2 separate regions of the Homo sapiens genome follow, and region 1 is linked to region 2. The links are chromatin loops, found by intact Hi-C in ENCODE. Cell type or tissue: B cell. All regions are shown on one strand.

The links. A loop is a pair of places that touch in the nucleus more often than their neighbours do. Peaks named below come from ENCODE experiments on the same cell type or tissue, not always from the same donor. Only the 100,000 strongest peaks of a DNase experiment are listed, where the experiment ranks them.
Region 1: a loop joins it to region 2, with 2.5 times the contacts of the local background. A loop is called at or near these places in 8 of 110 quality-filtered maps.

Annotation. Positions count from the first base shown.
Region 1 is chrX:19,637,869-19,640,368 of GRCh38, reverse strand. The region is part of intron 7 of SH3KBP1 (SH3 domain containing kinase binding protein 1); the gene reads left to right. The region is part of intron 1 of LOC124905255 (a long non-coding RNA gene); the gene reads right to left. Among named protein-coding and RNA genes, the nearest start is that of MAP3K15, 120 kb to the right of the region's middle. In B cell, no CTCF peak of the experiment used is centred here; a DNase peak (open chromatin) is centred at 1,048; H3K27ac peaks cover 718 bases.
Region 2 is chrX:19,682,101-19,684,600 of GRCh38, reverse strand. SH3KBP1 (SH3 domain containing kinase binding protein 1) reads left to right here. Exons shown (of 18, transcript NM_031892.3): 6 at 573-778. Among named protein-coding and RNA genes, the nearest start is that of MAP3K15, 170 kb to the right of the region's middle. In B cell, no CTCF peak of the experiment used is centred here; a DNase peak (open chromatin) is centred at 1,410; H3K27ac peaks cover 1,795 bases.

The DNA.
Region 1 (2,500 bases), 44 kb after region 2:
GGTGGACTCAGGTCCTGTTTCTTTGGCAGCTACCAAGTGAAGATAGATGTGTAGTGCTGTGTCCAGAAACCCGTTACATGAGGCGCTGCACTTGGGCTGGAAATGAAGACTGCTTCTCTGGGTCAAGTGGCTTAGCGCCTTCAGGCCAGAGTGGACTGTTTCATTCTTCCTGATATAATTTTTTTAAAAACCAAGTTTCTGGTAGTTTGTCTCTAAAATCACATACTTTGTCAGGGAGTGAGAAAGTAGGAGCACTCCAAGAAGAGGGTTGTTAAGGACACTTTGCAACTACTGCATATGCTTGGGAGAGAAACACTGTTTCCTGATCACTTTGCAGGTGGCCTTATCTGTGTCTGTTGCCCCAGCCTCAAGAATGGCTGGGCAGATTGCTACTTACTCAGTGCAGCTCATTTTTGCTTTCTCACCACATGTTTAAATAGGAAAAAAAAAAAAAAAAAAAAGAGTCAACTCTCTTGTGTTGGGTTTTCCTCAGCTTCATAATATATACCCAGGAACTCTGATCCTATTTTTTCAGACTCAGTGGTTTTGCTCACATATCCTCCCCCAAACTCACTCATTCTTGGGCCTGGGGATTTGGGCACATCCAATTTGCTGCAGCATGTCTCATATTCACCCCTTTAGTGCCTCCCATGCCTGTCATGTACTGAAGCCCCTCATGCTTGATGTCCCAGGGGTACCCACCTCTTCCTAAGAAGCACCTTTCATCACTTGCTCCCCAATACAGACATTGCTGTCTGGATTCAGAGTGGGAGCCTTCCCAGGAGGGTGCCCAGCCTACCCGTGTGGCTTAAGATCTGCATTTCAAATACAGTCCTCTTGAGAAAAAGGTTAACTCCCTTTGTGTTTTCCTGGTAGGTTTTCTTTCTCCCAAAGACTCTCCAAGGAGCTTCTCATCTGAGCTTCTCATCTGAAAGTACCATCGAGAGGAGCAGTGATCCAGCCTCTGCTGCATTGTAGAGACAAGAAGGGCTTTGCTTGTCAGATTTTCATTTCTTCTTTTTAAAATATACTTCTCTTTTTAGAGGAGGTTAAATGGTGTCATAATTCATACTTGTGAAATAATTTGAAAGTCAAATTCCCAACAGCATCCGAGACCGAAGGTGGTTGTTTGGAGTTATGGTCAGCTTCTTCATAAAGGAAGACACTGGGTTGGCGTTGACAGACATACTGACGGACACATCGTGTTTCATTTCTCCGTCTCAATTTAAATGTAGACCATGGCTTCTTCACCTCAGCAGTATTGACATTTGGGCTGGATCATTGTCTGTTGGTGGGCGTTGTCCTCTGTGTGCATTGTAGAATGTTTGGCAGCATCCCTGGCCTCTGCCCACTAGATGCCAGTAGCACTCAACCCCCATTCCCTGCCAAGTTCTAATAAGTAGAATTGTCTCCAGGTATTGCCAGTATTTCCTGGGAAGCCCTAGTTTCAAACTGCTGGTATAGACTGTAGTAAGCCCCACGAGGGCATTGTGGCATCCCTGCTGCCTGGCATGCAGTGGACGCTCAGTTATTATTTACTGAATAGATGACAAGCCTAGTATGTATTTCACTACTCCTCACTAGCCCCAGATCCTCAGAATCTGACCCAGAACTGGAGTTCCTGTCTAAATCTAGCATATGGCACACCCACCCCCAGTGCTACCACCATACTTGTCCACCCTCCAGGTCCCCACAACTGTTTTGCTCCTTCCTGGAATTAAACATTTGCTAATACCCATTACTAGACCAGTGGTTCTCACAGCGTGGTCCCAGAACTAGCAGCAGCAGGAGCATCACCTAGGAACTTGTTAGAAATGCAAATACCAGCCCTACAGAATCAGAACCCCTGGGGGTGGGGCCCAGTTGATCTATTTTTACAAGCTCTCCACCTGATGCCAATGCCCACTCAAGCCTGAGAACCACTGACCTAGACTAAGGCCTTTTTTTTTTTTTTTTTTTTGAGACGGAGTCTGCTCTTTCGCCCAGGCTGGACTGCAGTGGCGCGATCTTGGCTCACTGCAAGCTCCGCCTCCTGGGTTCACACCATTCTCCTGCCTCAGCCTCCCTAGTAGCTGGGACTACAGACGCCCGCCACCGTGCCCGGCTAATTTTTTGTATTTTTAGTGGAGACGGGGTTTCACCGTGTTAGCCAGGATGGTCTCGATCTCCTGACCTCATGATCCGCCTGCCTCGGCCTCCCAAAGTGCTGGGATTACAGGTGTGAGCCACCGCACCCGGCCTTTTGTTTTTTTTTGTTTGTTTGTTTGTTTTTTTTTGTTTTGTTTTGTTTTGGAGATGGAATTTTGCTGTGTCGCCTAGGCTGGAGTGCAGTGGTGCAATCTCGGCTCATTGCAACCTCTGCCTCCCTGGTTTAAGCAATTCTCCTGCCTTAGCCTCCAGAGTAGCTGGGACTATAGGCACTCACCACCAAGCCTGGCTAATTTTTGTATTTTTAGTAGAGATGGGGTTTCACTATGTTGACCAAGCTGGTCTCGAGCTC
Region 2 (2,500 bases):
GTCTGCATGCATTTATTCCTTGTGAAGCCATCCAAAAAGATTGAATTCTTTGGCAGTTATAATTTTGTGTGGTTTCTTTAATTGCTCATTTGTTTAAATGGCTTTTAGCTTTACAGTTTCCCTTTAGGAAATGTTACTTTCATTGCTAATTGCTAATTGACATGAGTCATAGAGATTGGAGGTACAGTATGTGGTACTGACTGGGTGGGGAGGCAACAAGGTGGGTGGGAAGGGTTGCTATTGCACAGGCTATGGGAAAACAAATTTGGATCAAAACCAGGCTCCCGGCTAAAGAGGGGTGAATTTCACATGTACAAAGATATCTGCTTTGGAATTAGATTTTCTGAAAAGTTGTTTTGATTCACATCTTAAAATTAAAAGTAAGGGGTGGGGAGATCAAACAAAACTCAGAGCCAGTCAAACTACTCAACATACTGAATACAAAAGCCTAGTGCAAGTTATCCTGTGCCCAGTCACACTTTTAGAGGTGGTTCCTGGCTGGTTGTGAAGTTCTTCTTCAGGGCTCTGGCTGATTTCTGAGCTCTTTCTCTCCCCATCCCCACTCTTGACAGGTTTAAGGGAAACCACAGGCTCCGAGAGTGATGGGGGTGACTCAAGCAGCACCAAGTCTGAAGGTGCCAACGGGACAGTGGCAACTGCAGCAATCCAGCCCAAGAAAGTTAAGGGAGTGGGCTTTGGAGACATTTTCAAAGACAAGCCAATCAAACTAAGACCAAGGTCAATTGAAGTAGAAAATGACTTTCTGCCGGTAGAAAAGGTATGTTCGACAGTTTCTATTTGATTTCAACTTAATGTGGAATATCCAAAAGTACGTTGTGGGGTTTGGTGCTGGAGGCTTCCAATTCCTCTTTTAGGGTTTCCATGTCCTCATGTACTAGTTGTTTGTCCTGTCTTCTTTTTTAGCTCTCCCTCTGTGTGGGAACGACTTCCCTCAAAAGGCTCATGCTCTAGTTTGCTGCTTTCTTTCTTGCTGATCTCTCTAGGGAATGCTTCTCAGGATGACTTTGGAAATGGACCAGTACTTCTCTATCTGCTTCCCAGAAAAACCCCTCATTCCTGGACCCGCCTAAGTGCATGACCCTGACACTTTTCAGACACTGGCCAATCTCTCTCCGCTCCTTGTACATTTCTCTAGTGCTTTGTGCTTGGGTGTGCTGACTGTGGTTCTGCACTAGAGTGAAGGAATTGTGCACCTTTTCTCTAAGAGTTAGTTGGAGATAATTTCAGACTGTTGAAAGGAAGTCTCCCGCAGGTGTGAATGATGGAGATGGCCTGTGCTGTGACTCCCTGGGTTGTTCCCTTCAGGAAGCTGGCTGTTTCCTTCTGCCTCTGGTTCTGGGCTAGTGAGAGGCAGGCAGCATGTTGCTGCTGAGTACGCGGTTACCACAGCAACACACCCAGAGCCCTCGCGCTTGTGGCTGCCGATGACGTCTACTGTGGTATACTTCTGAGCATTGTAGCCTTGCTTAGGAGTTGATAAATACTGTGGAATTTTCCAAATTATAATAAGCTACTCTCGTGCTGTGCTTAAGGCATGTTTGTTAATTCGATTTAGTGCTGAAATTTTTGCTTTGACATTTGTGCCAGCAGATTTGGGGGACGGGGTATTGGCAACCTCTCTAATTCAGGTTTATGGGTGGCTTTTAAGTGTTGTTGTTTTTTTTTCTTTCTTTTTTTTTTTTTTTGGTGGGATAACATTTTAAAGGTTGCATCATCTTCTGCAGCTGTAGGACATCCACCCCTCCACCCGCCCTCAGCAACCTTGCCCAGTGTCATCATGCATTAGAAGCAGAATCTGAAAAGGAAACTTTTCGAACACTGAATCCCTCTAGAGATGAGTCAGGCAGAAAGGGCAGATACCTAGAAATTAAAAACCGTTTCATTTAAACTTTTTTTTTCAATGTTGAAGTTTCTTTGAGTCAGCATTGTTCCTTTCAGCAATCAATATATGATATTTTTCAAGATCTGAAAACTAGTGTCCCAGCTCTTGAGCTCACTTCTGTTGCATATGGTCACATTCAGATTCCTGTGAACATTTACAAAAGAGCAAGTCCCCATCTTGGAAAGGAACACTGGATGCAGTTTTTCTTCTTTTATTCAAGTGGTTGAAGTGAAAACGACCATTGACTCAGTCAGCAAACAGTTCATTCCTTTTGTTTGTTTTATGATTCCTGGCCTTTATCTTCTTTGTGTAGGAGGACTGTGTGTGTGTGTGTGTGTGTGTGTGTGTGTGTGTGTGTGTGTGTATGACTCTTATTATTGCTATTAATATTAGTTTTAGCTGCCAATAATAAATTGAGTTACTGTTGATAGCAATGTCAATGTCAAATATAATACTTGAAAGTTTTTATCTCAGCACATTTCTTTCCTGAACCTCAGAGCTGTATGTCCAACTGCCTGCTTACTTCAGTATCTCCACTTGAAGATCTTAAATTCATATCCGTTTGCCTAAACCTGAACTCATCGTCCTCCTCCAACT